2 separate regions of the Mus musculus genome follow, and region 1 is linked to region 2. A link is a loop called in an ENCODE intact Hi-C map of the cell type or tissue named here. Cell type or tissue: heart. All regions are shown on one strand. Each heading gives the region's core, and the rest is flanking DNA. Links, peaks and the distances in the headings are about the cores only.

The links. A loop is a pair of places that touch in the nucleus more often than their neighbours do. Peaks named below come from ENCODE experiments on the same cell type or tissue, not always from the same donor. Only the 100,000 strongest peaks of a DNase experiment are listed, where the experiment ranks them.
Region 1: a loop joins it to region 2, with 4 times the contacts of the local background. A loop is called at or near these places in 39 of 42 quality-filtered maps.

What each region holds. Positions count from the first base shown.
Region 1 is chr8:27,182,495-27,191,197 of GRCm38, reverse strand. No RefSeq gene overlaps it. Among named protein-coding and RNA genes, the nearest start is that of Rab11fip1, 12 kb to the right of the region's middle. In heart, for the core only: a CTCF peak has its summit at 4,490 (motif pointing right); no DNase peak of the experiment used is centred there; H3K27ac peaks cover 1,192 bases.
Region 2 is chr8:27,132,948-27,141,650 of GRCm38, reverse strand. It overlaps Rab11fip1 (RAB11 family interacting protein 1 (class I)), which reads left to right. Exons shown (of 6, transcript NM_001080813.2): 6 at 1-2,878. Among named protein-coding and RNA genes, the nearest start is that of 4933416M07Rik, 5.6 kb to the left of the region's middle. In heart, for the core only: a CTCF peak has its summit at 4,503; no DNase peak of the experiment used is centred there; H3K4me3 peaks cover 732 bases; H3K27ac peaks cover 1,422 bases.

The sequences.
Region 1 (8,703 bases), core at 262-8,261, 49 kb before region 2:
GATAGAATGTTATTTTTGCCTGCTGGCTGTTCTGCTTGCCGGTGACTATGTCTACCTTGCTGCTGCAGCTGCTGCCCCCACCCTTCACTGACAATGGAATCCAGCTTCTTTGGCTTTTCAAAGAGAACTGAAGATCAGTGGCTCTCCAGGAATTTTCCAGGCCTTTAGCACCAGGTTAGAATGACTGAAGCATTGTTAACTTGAGATGCCCAAGAGAAAGACCAGTTACACAATTTTTGAGCCCAATTTAAGCAAGCTTTAATAAAATACTAATGAGGGTAATGGACTCTGGCCAGGAAAATCCCAAGGTATATTCCTAAGAAATGAAGACAAGTGACATATTTCAGAGTCCTAAAAGGGCAAAACTATAAGGCCACCTCATATTTCCCATCAGTTCCAAACAGGGCAAAGCAAATATCCCGTTGTACTTCCTACCTGTGTACCTCCTGCCTACATCCAATCAGGCACCAAGTGTATACATCCTGATGTATTTTCTGCCTACATACCTCCTGCCTACACCCGATCAGGCATAGCACAGTCGAGTCAAACAGACTTATTTAGGGGAGTAAAAACTTATGGTTTCCGGCTGGAGAGATGGCTCAGCGGTTAAGAGCACTGACTGCTCTTCCAGAGGTCCTGAGTTCAATTCCCATCAACCACATGGTGGCTCACAACCATCTGTAATGGGATCCAATGCCCTCTTCTGGTGTGCCTGAACACAGTATGCTGATACACATAAAATAAATAAATCTTTTAAAAACAAAACCCAAAAAACGTGTGGCTTCTTATCACCGGTAAACAATAGCCTCTAGCATCTCAGGAAATCCTTGTGCAAGGGGTTTAGGCACAGTAGGACATAACTTTAGTTCTCACAGCATCCAGCCTGTAACCACTTCTGTAGCCTGGCTTCTCCTGTGTGCAGGTAGCCATCGCTAGATTCCCTAACCCATATCATGTTAACCATTCTAATAAATCCCTTTTGTAACATACAGTCATTCTATTGGTTCTTTTCCTCCAGAGAACCTTGACTAATACAGGCAGTGTGGTCAGACTCTTAAGTTCCTGCTCTTCACTCAGTACAATCCTGCTTCCAGGGGGCAGTTTGAAAAGGGGGGAGACTGAGTTCAGCTGGTAGAGAGCTTACTTAGCCTGCACCCGCACAGCACAGTGTAAGCGTGCAGTAGCTGCAGGCTAGAAAGGTTGGAGGCTAGTCAGAGAGAAGACAGCCTGTCTAAGCGCGCGTGAGTATGTACGTCCGTCCTCTGTCCATGTGTGCGTGCGTGCTTACAATGACGTAAGGCATCGCGACCAGCAGCTTGTGTTCCTCCAATGAAAATGAATGTCCTAGAGGATTCTATAATTCAATTAGCTTTACTACATTTTCTTACATTTGTGTTTTTTAAAGGAAAGCCCATTGATTTGGAAAGTGTGCTTAAGAGTGAGATGCCTGGGTTCAAATCTGGGTTCTCGATCTTTGGGACACTAGAGAAGAGGTTACCTACTTTAAGTGTCTGATTTTTTTTTCTTTATAAAATTATGACAAAATGCTCTTTTATGTGTTTGGGTGGGGAAGCTCATTTGGGTTCACTTAGATAGTCTGATTTGTACTAAGTACTTGATGACTTAGCAGGAGTCTTCTAGAAAATTCCAGCATCACTAGTCTCCAGGAAGGAATGTAAGAAGACACCAGGGCCAGGATGCATTATAGGAGACATCTGAATAGCCTTCCTGTTTTTCCAACTTTCAACAAATGTCTGCAGTTTTTGTTTTTATTTTGTGAAATAGGATCTTGCTACGTAGTCAGGCTAGCCTTGAACTCATAAAATTCCTCCCTCAGCCCGCCAGGTGCTGGGTGTGTACCACCGCTCTTCCTGGGATCTTGGCTCAAGTGTCATCTTAGTGATGTCCTTCATATTCTTGGATTTCCTCAGTCAGTTCAAAACCACGACACACATCAAGCAAGGGCTTCTGTAGGACACCATGTCACTCAGAGCCCTGGATTCTTCAGAAAGAAGCGCGAAACAAAGCAAAACCCCAGACGTGTATCTCCAAGGAGGGCTAGGGCCTGTCTTAGCTAGGGTTTCTATTGCTGAGACTAAATGCCATGGCCCTGCTCTCCCAAATAAAAAGCAAGTTGGAGAAGAAAAGGTTTATTTGGCTCACACTTCCACAACACTTCATCATAGAAGGAACTCAGGACAGGAACTCAAACCAGGGCAGGAGCCTGGAGGCAGGAGCTGATGCAGAGGCCATGGAGGGTGCTGCTTACTGCCTTGCTTCCCATGTCTTGCTCAGCCTGTTTTCTTATAGAACTTGTAATAGCCAAACTCAGGACCTCCAGCCCAGAGATGGCATCACCCACAATGGACTGGGCCCTTCCCCATTGCTCACTAAGTGAGAAAATGCCTTACATCTGGATCTCACGGAGGCAGTTCCTCAAGGGAGGCAATTCCTTTCTCTCTGATGACTCCAGCTTGTGTCAAGTTGACACAAACCCAGCCAGTACAGGACCTAAGGTAAGAGCCCATGGCCCTAGAAAAACATATTCTGACACACACATAAATCTGTGCAATGTCAGAAGCTCTCAGACGCCATGAGCTCCATCTGGTATTTCCTCGGAGTCTGTGGGACCCTGGCAGGACAGATACCATCTTCAGTACCTTCCCAGACAGTCACCCCAGAGTCATAGCAACAGGGAGACAACCCTCTACTCCCCTCCCTCTGCCTTCACTTAAGCAGGAGGTACCAATACCAGGAAGTAGCCACTGCCTGAAGGAAGAAAGGCTAGAAGCAGCTGGCAATCGACCACAGCTTGAACCCAGCCCTCAGGCAGTGGCAAAGCTGGGAACCCTGAGGCTCTGAGCTTCCAGAAGCTTCACAGTTTCAGTAAATTCCCCATCAGAAAGCACTGGCAGCAATGTGGGCCTGGCCGGAAAATCTGACAGAGAGAAGGTAGCCTGGAGTGTTTCTAGGACTATCACGGACAGCGCTCTGACGACTAGCTGCACAATTCATGTGCATCTCACCAAGGCGAACGGAAAAAAAGAAACAAAAAGGAAAGGGTCCGGCTGTTCCTAGGTGTGTGTGTGGGGGGGGGGGGGCAGGGGAGTGTTGACAGTAGATAAAAGGGAGTGCACAGCCAGAGGCAGGGACATCTGGGATTCTCCAGAATGGACAATGGCCCTGAGCAATGAGGGGAGAGGGGGAGGGAGAGAAGGGAGGGGAACCAGGTGCAACAGCTAAGAGAGCAAAAGGTTAAAAAAAAAGGGAGGGTAACCAAAATGGCTGCATTCTATAGAGAAGAGCATCTAAGGGGGGGGGGGGGGGCTCAGTTCCTGGGATGCAGGGTTCAGGGTTAGAGGGTGGGGTATGCCAGCCACATCACTGTAACAGGTAGGGACTGAAGGATGCTGAAAGAATCTGGGAGTCAGGTCTACTTTGATATGCTCCATAGGCATATCTCAGGGTTTGAGACTTAACATAGAACACTTCCCTTTGAGACAGTCTTACTATGTAACGTACTGTGTCCAGGCTGACCTCAAACTCAAGGTCCTATTGCCTACACCTCCAGAGGACTTGTGATGCAGGCATGTGCATGTGGGGCCTTGTGTTTTACCACAACGTTGGCAACATAGAGAGACCCTGTCTCAAAAGTATCTATCCTTCCTTCCTTCCTCCCTCCCTCCCTCCCTGCCTTCCTTCCTTCCTTCCTTCCTTCCTTTCTTCCTTTCTTCCTTTCTCCCTTCCCTCCTTCCTTCCTTCCCTCCTTCCTGGTGTCTGTGTCTACATTCACATTATTGTGGATGCGCAGAGAGCAGAGGACAATGTGCCAGAGTCAGTTCTCCCCTCCATTATACGGGGCCTAGAGCTCAAACTTAGATCATCAGGCACCTTTGCCTGCTGAGCCACCTCACCGGACGACTTTACCATAACTTTGAAAAAAGTTCCCAAGCCAAAAATTGGGATGTAGTTGGCACAGTGTTTGCCTAGCAGACACAAAGTCCTGGGCTCCATCCCTGGCACCAAAAACAAAACAAAAACAAGCAACAACAAAAACCACAGGCGGAGGGACACATACCTTAAAATTCCAGCACTCCGGGGATCAAAACGTTTCTCAGCTACCCAAAAACTTTGAGGCCAGTCTAGGCTACGGAAGGCCATGTCTCAAAGAGTGGAGGAAGAGGGGGGAGTTTCTAGACAATAACGCCTCTAGATCTTTTAGGATCCTGCACTACAGGAGTCACTGGCAGCATTTTGGTCTGGGAGCTGTTTAATCAGCAGGAAGTTGACAGTGGGAGGCCCCACTGTGGTCCAGCTGCTAAAAGGAACCACAGAGTTAGGAAAATTGGTGGGCTTTGTTGGAGGGGGTTACAATGGCCCACAGGATTGTCCTGTCTTCCTTCCCTCTGACTTTTTTTTTTTTTTTTTTTTTTTTGATTCTCAAACTTAGACTAAGAGGCTTTTCCTGGTCATCAAGTTTTGAGACAGCAGGTGGCGATGTTCAGCAAACTTGGGCACTAGCAAGAAACCTGAACTTTGAACATGGGAATTAGTCCCCTATAGCCTGCTAACCACCTCCTTTTATGACTACCGCCAAATACGGTGCTGGACAAAGGACTTTTCTTCCTCCTTAAGCTTTGCAGAGCTCCTCAGTGGATCATAGGACAGAATGCAGCTGGGATCAGAGAGAGAGAGAGAGAGAGAGAGAGAGAGAGAGAGAGAGAGAGAGAGAGAGAGTGAGAGTGTGTGTGTGTGTGTGTGTGTGTGTGTGTTCGGATTTCAAAGGCCTTTGGAATGCAGTTCTGGTAAAGTCCTGGGTGGAGGCCACCTGAAGTCTTTCTGGAGAGGTGAAGAAATTCAGAGGCGTCTCCATACTTCTTCTGCCCAGCACACAGCACCCTCTGCCTGCTCCTCATGGTTTTAAGTTTGGCACCTTTCCTCAGAAAGCTGAGTTCGGGATGGGTGGTGATGGTGTCCATCTTTATCCCAGCACTCAGGAGGCAGAGGCAGGTGAATCTCTGCGTTAGAGGCCAGCCTGGTCTACCGAGAGAGTTCTGGGACAGCCAGGGCTACACAGAGGAAGTCCTAGGTTTGATCCTCAAAATTGTCAAAAAAAAAAAAAAACAAAAAAAACAAAACAAGCAGAGGGAGCTGGAACTCTGCAGTAAAACATATCTTAGTTTTATATTTATTAAAACTATTTCTTATTTTTAAAACACGTTTATTTCATGGGGGTGTGATTCACATGTGGTATCACGTGAGTATGGGAGCGTGAGAACAAGTTATAAAAGTCAGTTTCATGCGTCTACCATGAAATCACTCTTTCGATCTTGTGGGTCCTGGGGATTGAACTCTGGTCATCAGGCTGGGCAGTGAACATGTTACCTGCTGAACTCTCACACCAGCCCCTGATTTACTTATATTTCTTATACATATGACTGGTGTGTGTGTGTGTGTGTGTGTGTGTGTGCGTGTGCCACATGTGTCTGCTGCCTTTAGAGGCCAGAGTAAGGCATTGGATCTCCTGGATGTGGAGTTACAGAAGAGAAGAAAATGAGTTGCCAGTGTAGTGTGTGCTGGGAACCAAAATGGATCCTCTATAAAAACCCTCTTAATCATCACTGAGGTGTCTTCTCAGCCCCACCTTAGACATATTTTAAAATTAAATTATATTAATTTTGTTTTTGTTTTCGTTTTTCGAGACAGGGTTTCTCTGTGTAGCCCTGACTGTTGTGGAACTCATTCTGTAGACCAGGCTGGTCTCAAACTCAGAAATCCGCCTGCCTCTGCCTCCCAAATGTTGGGATTAAAGGCGTGCACCACCACTGCCTGGCAATTATATTTATTTTTAAAGGGTTATTACTTGGTTTTGAATATGTGTATAGGTTTGTGCATATGGGTACAGGCGCTTTGGATTCCCTAGATTTGAAGTTTATAGGTAGTAACTTTGAACTTGAGAACTGGTCATGCATACAGCCTAGTAGCCAGGATGTAATATTGCATTCACCAGAGTTAAAGCTACAGGTGATTGTGAACTGTACCATGTGGGTGCTAGACATGAAACGGGTCCTCTGGAAGAGCAGCAAGGGCTTTTCACTGATGATCCACATCTCCAGCCTGTTTATTTATTGGGGGGAGGGGGGCGGGGACATGTGTGTACCAAAGCATGCACTGGAAGGTAGGGGACAGCCCCTAGAAGTTGGATCTCTCCTTCCATCATCATGTGAGTCTCAGAGGTTAAACTCGTAAATAGACATGGCAGCAAGTGCCTTTACCTACTGAGCTATCTGGTTGGCCTCTTAGATGTACGTTTTAACTTCCAGGTTGTTGTTGTTGTTGTTGTTGTTGTTATTCAGCAAAGAAAAGAAAGGTTCGGAAGGCATGAGCAAGTAGTAGGTGGCCTCATGGTACCTGCATGAGGGTCAAAGCCTTGAAATGAGAGGAATGTTAAGCCCCTGGAGTCAGCCATCCATCTATCTCCCTGGGCCTTGCTTCCATTGGAGACAGGGCTCCGGGAAGTGAAAACACCACGCTGGTCTCACAGCCCCAGTAAATGATAAAGCATCAAGGACACCAAAGCCCTCAGAGGTCACAAGCACACTGGTCTCCCCTCTGCCTCCTTTGCTTCCACTTTGCCTTTCTCTGGCCCCTCTGGTTTATACAGCTTAGCTTTATGTATGTGGATTGGAGACGACCTTGAATCCTTCTGGGGAACAGGGCAGGGAACAAATAAATAGAAAGAAAACTCCTTAAAGGACTAGATGCCTGATGCCGACTGAACCACGTGATGACATAAGAAACCGTCATCCTTGCGTGGTCAGATCATGAGAACACCGGTGGAGGAAGGCTCTCCTCCCAGAGCAAGATGGCAGAGCCTCCCTGGTCTGAGCCTTAGGCTGCTGAGATTCCTGATTGCAGGGGGTAGGGTGGGAGGACACGGCTGGATGGGTGTGCCGTTATTGACTTGTGATCCTTCCCCAAACCCTGACTAGAGAGCTTATAAATCCATAAAGCCAGAACACTGGAAATGACTTTTCTAAAAGAACACTATGAGGATTAGGAAGTGGCTGGGGGTAGAGTGCTTGCCTAGCATGGAAAAGTCCCTGGGTTTGTTTGTCACATGTATACACACACACACACACATACACACACACACACACACACAGAGAGAGAGAGAGAGAGAGAGAGAGAGAGAGAGAGGCTGAGATAACAAGCAAACTGTACACATAAAATAGCATAGAACCACTGGTCTACGTATGCCTTTATGCCTTGCTTGTTTCTTTCATTTTATTTTCTATTGCACATGTCCCTCTCCTAAGCAATCGCCTTCCTCAAGTCAGTGAGACTGTCTTAGGATTCTCATGTATACCTCTCCCAAGGCTAGACTGAAAACAACACGGTGCTTGTTTGCCAAGATTCCCTAAGCCCCTTGGTTCTGTTGTCTCTGTGAAAATCTCCTTTTCTTTCAGATGATTGACAGAGAACAGCTTTTGTCCATATCAGCCCCATAAATCGCGTGTTGGCCTTGACAAGAGCTTGTGGGTGTGTGGGTGTGTGGATGTATGGGTGTGTGGGTGTGTGGGTGTGACGGGGGCACTCGTTCTGTTGTACTTTCCCTCACTCTGTAGACCAGGCTGGCCTCGAACTCAGAAATCCACTTGCCTCTGCCTCTCAAGTGCTGGGATTAAAGGTGTGCACCACCACTGCCCGGCTTGATCCCTGATATCTATGCTAAGGAGAAAAGAGAGAGCAGACACCATAATGTCGTCATATGACCCCTATACACTAGCTGTGACATACATATGTGCATACATAATACATACATACATCATACATACATATATGCATACACACACACACACACCACACACACAAAACACACACACTGGACAGAATAGTGTTCTGAAACATGGTATTGGTTGAAAAGCTCATGGACAAAGGCTGAGACTGAAATCCACAACTCTGGCTGTCCTGCATATTCATGCATTAAAAAGTGATTCTTGGCAGGGCAGTGGAAGCACACACCTTTAATCCCAGCAGAGGCAGGTTGATCTCTGAGTTTGAGGCCAGCCTGGTCTACGGAACGAATTCTAGGATAGCTAGGGCTATACAGAGAAACAGTCCTAAAACAAAACAAAACAAAACAAAACAAAATGACAAAAAGTGATTCCGGACTCTGTAACATTATATGGCAGGGCAGTGTTTGTGCTTCGGTGGAAACTTTCATTATCTGCAGCACACTCTGGGGCATCCCGTTTAGAGTCAATGGCAGCTATTTTGCAGCACTGTAAGCTATAGACAACCACTAACAATGCAACATTCATGAAAGCCAATTGTCTAGCTGTGACACTGCCCTTCTCCACCGAGGAAAAACCAGTTCTGCTTCCATCTGCCATTCGTTAAGACATCTTTGACCTATAAATGTGTATGTTCCTGAGGGCTCACCTCTGAACAGGTCATAGCATCTTACCAGTTTCTCTTATTGATAACCTAAATAAAATTTTAGTGACCATTTTATATCTGTATGAGAGTCATGATTTCATCTTTATCTTTTTTTAAATTATTTTTTTTAATGAGCTCAGAAGGCATCAGGCTTCCGGGCAGCATTAAACTCTGTCTCCTGAGCATGCTTCTCCCTCGTCCAAACCACATGTGTTCTATTTCCCTCATTACCCACGTCCCTTAGAGCCCCCTCCCCCACCT
Region 2 (8,703 bases), core at 148-8,147:
TGCTTCTTTGCTGCTACCTCCTGATTTGGGGAGTTTTGTTGCTGCTATTTTGAGACAGATCTCACTGGCTTTAAGCTTTTCACACATACACACACCCCCACCCCCACCCCCGCCTCAGTTTTTCAAATTTCCAAATACTGGAATTACAGGTATGTGCCACCATTCCTGGTAGATCAATGTATTTTTTTTTTTATAAAATGTACACACACACACATATATATATATACACATATATGCACACCTTAATATATATATATATATACATATATACACACATCTTAAAACACACACATATGTATATATACATACACATATAGATGCACACCTTAATATACACACACACACACACACACACACACACACACACACACGGCCGCTTTTTCACTAGTAGAGGGAATTCCATTGCTGGTCACCTCATTCTGGAATTAAAATGTTTCATGATTTTTTTTTTTCTTCCTGGTAGTAATAAAAAATCTCACTAAATCTTAACACCTCTGCTCAGCGAGTCATAGGCCAATGCCGTGGATAGGGTTGCCGTGGATAGGGTGGGGTAGCGGTGGTTCTCAATGAAGAATCTGTGTGTTCTTATCACCCGGAAGGTGAGGAACGCTGGTTATACTGCAGCACTTTAATCTGAAGGGCAAGACTGTAACTTGATTTACCTAACAAGCTGTTGATGATCCACACGTATTTTTATTTAATCTCTCTTACAGTACTAGGGACCACTGTAAATTTCTTGAGATGATTTGTATTTTTTTTTTTTTTTAGTGTCATGAAATTCATTAATATGCCTATAAAGAAACTGTATCCACTTGATCTCTGAAAATGTACATGTATATTTCTGTTCTGCATCCTGGGGTTTTGGTTTGATTTTTTGTTTTGTTTTTTTTGTTTTTAACTTGATATAAGTGCATTTTTACTGTGATAACCTAAGTGCACTGGAGCACTGCTCAGAAGAGGCAGCCTGGGGAGCTGCCTTGTGTATGAAGAGTCTGGAGGTCTCTACTGCTACTCAGACCTTTGGTATGTAACCGAGTCAGCTCTAGCGAGGACCGTCTAGGTGAAGTGAATTCCTGTGCTCTGAAATGCCACTTGGGGACTCTGGAGAATGAAGGACAGTTTACTTCGGGGGCTTTGCTGGTTTCTGCAGTGCTGGGAAACACTGCCTTTCTGACGTTGCTGTACCTCACAAGGTAATAGAGGCCCTGCCTACTTATAATAACTGTTCCTGACTATTTGGTCGGGCACTAAGGAGTGATACCAACCAAGGGAAGCCGAACCTGCATTGAGCCACTGGCAGAGGCTGGTGACAGGGAGAGCCCTGGAGCTACTGAGGCTGACCTCTGCCTTGTGCTTGTAGCTTCCACTGATGCCAACTTGAGGTGCCCTGGAGGGGCCTACACTCTGGAGAAAGAAGAGAAGGAAGGGAAGAAAGAAGAAAGAAAGAGCCCTTTCCTTGCCCATGCCTGGCTACCTCCAAGAAAGCCCAGCCAGAGATTTGGGTGGGGTATGAAGGCGTTGGATTAAATACCAGCATACTCCATTTTAGGACAGCATCCTAAAAACCAGCCAGCCCTTGGCCTAATCGTTTCATATCATCTTATCTTTGGCTTCGGCACTTGGCCTGGCTTCCCTGTTTTATTCCACCATATTACCTTTACTTGGGCCACAGAAAGAAGGAGCAAGCAACCCTGCCCTGTGCCATGCTCCACTGCTGTCCAGCAAGAGAGGCTGGTCCATGACGCTTCACCGTGCACTGTATCGAGGCTAGAGTTCTCCATCCCTAGGTTCTTCTCCCAGTCAACCACACCGCCCCCTTTGGGTGTCTTGTGCTTGCTAATTCCATGCTCTGTTGCTGAGTTACACTCTTAGCTGGACCCTCCCCCGAGTTGTGTTTCTGTCTTTGTTTTTTGAGACAGTTTCTCATGTGAGCCAGGTTAATCTTGATTTTATGGCTATTAATGACCTTGAACTCATTATCCTCCTGCCTCTGCCTTCTGAGTGCTGGGAATATCAGAGTGTGCTATCATTCACAGCTTTTAATTTTTTTTTCTGAGGGTGGGGGTGGGTACTAATTGAGGATCCTTCAAGACTGAAAATCTATTGTCTTAGATAAGAAGCATGAACCCGGGCTGGAGAGATGGCTCAGTGGTTAAGAGCTCTGACTGGGGCTGGAGAGATGGCTTAGCAGTTAAGAGCACTGTCTGATGTTCCGAAGGTCCTGAGTTCAAATCCCAGCAACCACATGGTGGCTCACAACCATCTGTAATGAGATCTGATACCCTCTTCTGGTGTATCTGAAGACAGCTTCAGTGTGCTTATTTATAATAATAAATAAAATCTTTAAAGAGAGAGAGAGAGCTGACTGCTCGTCCAGAGGTCTAGAGTTCAATTCCTGGCAACCACATGGGGACTCACAACCATCTGTAATGGAATGCAGTGCCCTCTTCTGGTGTGTCTAAAGAGGGCTATATGTACTTACATATATTAAATAAAAAAGCCTTTTTTTTTGAGAGAGAGAGAGGTGAACCCATGCCAACCCCAACTCTGACTTTTCCTACCTACTTTGATAAGCTACTAAATTGACTTTCACCTCCCTCTAACGGAAGGTTCACCTAATACTGTGTGTTTGCCTTACATGTGCAAAGCACTAGGCTTGATCACACACTCCAGCCCCAGGACTGTAAACTGAGCAATGTGACGGACGATCTGTAATCCCAGCCAGCACCAGGGAGGTGAAATCGGGTGACCAACAGTTCAATTGCATTCTCAGCAGCATAGGGAGGTTTAAGTCAGACGGCGATACACAAGCCCTTGTCTCAAAACAAACAAAACCCTAAGACTTCCTAACAATAAATACAATCACACTACCTTTCAAGGTTTGTGTCTGTACTTCAGGTTGGGTGTGATACAAGTTCCTTCTGTCTTGTTGGATGGTGGTCTCACACAAAGCCCTGCAGCCACCACCATGATCTGTGCCAACGACTGCATCTCTGTCCTGACTCTTCATAGTCCTGAGTGACCATGGCATTAACACCATGAGAATGTCTACCCAAAAGTTTCCAGAGGGAAGTCTTTGCCTTGGGTTCAGAAGCACCCCATATGACAAGCAGACCCCAGGGGCAGTCAGCTCAGCTGATCACTAAGAAGTTATCAGATGTCTCCTCCCCCGCTCACTAATCCAGCTCACCTTTCCATCGAGGCTGTGGAGCATCTGTTAGCCTCACAGGTGTGGAGCGTGGCTCATAGACACCGCCCCACTCCATAGACTCTGGAAGGGGGCAGATACTGTTCCCCCCACAGAAATCACATTACAGGGCTCATGAACATAATCCCAGCCCCCCCAAATAGATTCTTGATAAAACTCACAGCCCTCTTAAGGAGGGCCGGACAGCTTGGGGAATTCTAGAGTCTCTGAGAGCAAAGTTTTCCTAAATGATTGTCGTTGTGAGGTTTGCTTCTCTTGCCTCTTTGTTTCCCTCAGGTTGGTTCCTGCTACTGCTACCAATGAGCACTTACCGTCAGCCTAGTATGTTTTCAAATATCCACTTTGAGAAAGGTCACAAGTGTCTTGTCCTATGAGTCCCTTTAACTTGACAATTACTAACAGAAAGCTTTTGTTTAGATAGATAGATCAGACAAAGAAGACCAGGGAAATGGTTACAGAGTATATAAACAGCATAAATAGAAGCTTTCCCAAATCTGGACTTCTGGTAGAGGTTAACCCCCAAGGTCCAGCAAGCACCTGCCCATCTCAAGCCAGGTAGCCTTGAATGCTACCTGATGCGGTTACTTTGACTTAATGCCAGGATTTTCCCTTAAGGACGATGCCCTTTAAAAAGAGATCACTGTTTGGCTTTTCAATCTTAAATGTTTTCCAAAGCCTCGTATTACATGCTGGGTGACCATCACGATGGCTTTGCCACACAAGCCTGGGGACCTGGGTTGGATCCTAAGAACCCACTGTGGAAGGAGAGGGCTAGTGCCTTGTAAGTTAGCTGTCCCCCACACGTGCACTGTGGTTTATCAGTGCCTGCATGTACAGACACTGAGGATTTTGGTTGTCAGCCTGTGGCACTATTGGAAGATGGCCCAAGTGCTAGGAGGGAAATGTAGTGAAAATAATTTAGGTCATTGGGGGTATGTCCTTGAAGGGGATGCTGAGAACTCTACTCCTTCCTGAGTCTCTTTCCTGGCCACTATGAAGGATCAGCCCTATGTCCCAGCCAGGATATGCTGTGGCAACACAAACTTAGGGCAGAAGAGCCAATCTGAAATGAGAAACCCAAATAAACCTGCCTTTTTCAATCGATCACACCAGGCTCTTCGCTCCTATAGTGGGACTCTTAACCACACAGGACCTCTGTTTTGAACATACCCTCGTGAAGATGACCATAATTTGCAACAATCAGTACTTTACCAACGTGGGCTGATAAGATCGGAGCTGACATCCACCCACCGAGAAAAGCCAGGTCCTTTCTAAAGCATGACTGCCACCTATGGGCCACAGCGGGGAATCTGCTGCTGGAGGGCCCTCTGCTATCAGCCCATCCTTGTTCCGTTTGCAGGATGTTGCCTGTCCTTCAGTAAACCCAAGGTGTCAGCACACAGCCTTCCTTACCTTTGAGCTTAATAACCAAACAAGCAGATCTTGTGTTCGGGGCTCCCCTTTCAGCACCATCTTCAGGATCCCTACAGCCCCCCCCCCCCCGGGGCATCCTGACCATCAATTCTGACCCCAAACTGGCTTACTTGGTCCAGCACCTCCCACAACCAAAAGCTCAAGGGTGAATGTTCTCAGCATTTTGGTTCTCTGCTTTGTCACACAGAAGACTGTATCCTGAGCTCTGGAAAGGGTCATGTTGGTGACACAGATGCAGCCTCCACAGATTTGAAAAGAGATCGTTGCTTTTGTTCAAGAATATTGATGGGTGATAGACTCAGGCTGCACCTTCACTGCAAAAGGGAGGCACCAAACTAATTTTAATTTTTGGTCAAGGCAGATATTGAGTCTATTAGACAAATGAGACAGACTTAGAGACAGGAGACCCTTAGCTTCCTAAGTCGCATCTGGGTGTCGAAGGGCAGATTCAGGTAGGTGCGGTATCAGTCACAGCTGCACAGGAAGAGTCCAAGGCTCTGGCAGGGGATTGTTGCAGCCCAGGAGTCTGAAACTTCCTAACCTGTCTGACTTTGAGGTTTAGAAAAGCGGCCATCAAGCTCTGCTCTGTCGCACTGCGCTTACACAGCTTTCAAGCCAAGAGGGATTTGTAGATTTACGTGATTTAAAGAAAAATCAAGATAGTGGCATCCATTACATGAAATTCAAACTTTGGTGTTCACAGAAGGAGATTCACTAGGCAGGACCATACTCATTTATGTTCATGGCTACTTATGTCTTTGGCTATTTTCAACTTTATAATAGCAGGGTCACATGGCTTCAGCACAGTCCATGATTTTGAAATCCCTTGCTATCTGGCCTTTTATACAAAAAGCATATCACTATTCTAGAATTGATATTGGGGCAAGGAGATAGTGTTCTTTGATTCTAGTGGAATTATGAAAATAGCTCAGACTGGGAAAATGGAGTCCACATAATTCAATCCCCTCAGAGACGTTGCATAAGGCCAGATAGTTTTCCAGCTCTATAGTCTCCCAGAAGCGCAGTCTGGAGGAGTATCTAGTATCTCTGCTGAGTGCAGTAAAGTGGGTCCTGTGACCACTTCTTATCTGTCACATGTCAGCTAGGAGTGGTGGCACACAGAAATCCCAGCGGAGGCAGATGAGCATGAATTTGAGGTCAGCCTGGGCTATAAGGGTTTATCTCAAAATATTGTTTTTCAAAAGAAGAGGTAAAGAAAATGTTAACAGATATCTCTAGTTTTGGATGTTCAAGAAGTTGGGCATATTACTCCTCTTCAGTCATATATATATACATACACACACATATATACATATATATATATATTCTGTGTGTGCACACATGTATGAGTTTATGTGTGAGAGTGTGAGTACATGCTTGTGTGACTGTGTGTATATATAAATACACACACACATATATAAACAAAAGGGGGGCTGGCGAGATGGCTCAGTGGGTAAGAGCGCCGACTGCTCTTCTGAAGGTCGTGAGTTCAAATTCCAGCAACCACATGGTGGCTCACAACCATCCGTAACGAAATCTGATCCCCTCTTCTGGAGTATCTGAGGACAGCTACAGTGTACTTACATATAATAAATAAATAAATCTTAAAAAAAAAAAGGGAAAGGTGACTAAGACCTAGACAAGCCCTGCCCACACTCCATACTGTGGCTCTCTTGTCAGTGAGTGCTGGAGAATGAGTGTCCACTAAAGAGCTCAGGTGATGGAGAAGAAACGCAATCAAAACAGCTCCAAGGCCTGATGAGACAGCCAAGCTTGGAGTGGCTACAAGAATCCTCAGAATGAAAGTGGCCTGGTCCCAAAGTTGCGGTCAAGTGAGCAGAGAGTAACACAGCTAGGGCGGGGTCACACACCTCACTGGTGGCTCACACTAGATTAGAAGGGTCTAAACAGATGATCTGAGGAATTCCATCTATTTAATGTTTCTCCCGGGCCCACCCAGGACTGCTATTCATAGCCCCTGTACCTTTTTTTACACAGTGTTAGCCCTCCCCAAGATGATTAGACTGCAAGAATTTGCAGTCATAGGGAAGGTGGGCAGACCAGACTGACAGTGTGCTATAATGACTGTATCTAGCCCGGGGCAGGGCAGATGGGATTCCTTGTCTCCAGACCAGCATCTCTTTGAGCACATTCCTTTCTGGTCTCCCTTCTAGAAAAAGCCCCGATCTCAAAAATTGGCATTGCACACACGGCCCATGCCTGGACAGTCTTCCCAGCAGTCTGTCTGGAGCTACCTCTTCATGTCTGCTTCCCCAGAGGCTCTAATGCAGCTATTGTGGCAGTCTCTCAGGAGTGCCTCAGATAAAACAGACGCCACTGTGGGTGGCCAGTAGCTCTCAGCAGAGTGGATGACAGGAAGTCCCGGAAGTACCAGGAATGAAATACCCGAAGTACCAAGAGCTGCAGTGACAGATGCCAGCAATCTGATTCGGTTCCGTGTATAATGTAAGAACGACATCAGAGCAGAATCGGTGGCATGTAACTGTGACCCACACTCCAAGACTGAATCAGGAAGATTGAGGGATGGAAATCAGCCTAGGGTACACAAGAAGACCCTGTCTCAAAAACTTTAAAAACATTCTTGAGAACCCATTATTATTTCTAATGCTAACGGAGTTGCTTCTAGAGATCTGGATAAAAACATCAGCTGCACCGTCTGAAAAGCATACACACATAAAAAATGAAATTATGAAAAAAATAAAATGAGTAGCAGTCAAATTAGTAAGCCCCCCCCCACCCCCCGAGCTGGCCAGTGAGTCACCACTCCTCATTCTCCCATTCCTATCATCCCCACTCGACCCCTCTTTGTTCAGCCCAGACAGGAAATTGGGGAAGGGACGCTCCTGGACAAAGGGACCATCCTTTCTGAAGGCAGGACCTGGAAGAGATGCCTGCCCATGTGCCTGTCAGTGATAGGAAAAGTTCCCTGACAGAGGCAGGGAATCTGGGGCAGGGAGAAGTGCTGGACCTCAGAGTCAGAGTCAGTTTTACTCGTGTGTGTGTGTGTGTGTGTGTGTGTGTGTGTGTGTGTGTGTGTGTCCCTAACCCTTACCCTGTGCTTATGCTGTGCAGATTCCAGTGAGATCAATCTATGGTCTTCTTCCTCAGTTTTCCCGGAACGCAATGGATCAGGCTGAACTAGAACTCATAAAGATCTGTCCGCCTCTACCTTCCAAGTGCTGGGATTAGAAAAGGTGTGTGCCACCACGCCCAGGCCACTCTTTTAAAGAATCCTTTCACTGGGGCTGTAGAAATGGCTCTGTAGTTAAGAGTACCTGTTGCTCTTTTAGAAGGCCCGAGTTCTGTCCCTAGCACTCACTCTGGGCCACTTGCAGCTGCCTGCCATCCTAGCTCCAGGAGATCCGATGCCTTCTGACTACTGCAGGCTTCTGCACACACGTGACTATAATTACACTGACACATATACGTAAATAAAAGGGGTTTTATTTGTCTGTTTTTGTTTCTCGAGACAGTTTTTCTCTTTGTAGTCCTGGCTGTCCTAGAACTCACTCTGTAGACCAGGCTGGCCTCGAACTCACATTAAATCCGCCTGCCTCTGCCTCCCTAGTGCTGGATTAAAGGCGTGCACCACCACTGCTCCTCTAAATAAAGGTTGTAAGAGAAGTGTCTGCTCTGCAGATAATTCTTGCAAGGCCCAAGACCATCAGAGCAGGGAAGGACAAACAGCTGGGTGACAGACAAAGCACAGCCTATGGTCAGCAAGCTGCCCCTTTTCTCAACTATAGTTCTGGGAACACACAATCTCATTGGATACAAAGGAAGCCCATGGCATCTCACTCCTCATTATAACTCTCCCGGGAGCAGCTAGCCTTGCCTACTCAACTCTGTCTTCCCGAGGTTCAGCGCTTCTAGCTGAGGAGTCACCATGAATGTGGTCATTGTGTCACCTGGGCTCTTTTGATGAATAAGCATCTTTCCTCTTTTGGGGGTGGTTGTTATCAGCTGCATGGAAATATATTGATCTTCTAAAGAAGGTAGCTATACTCCTTAAGAGAGGACCCTTATTTATGAAGAAGGTA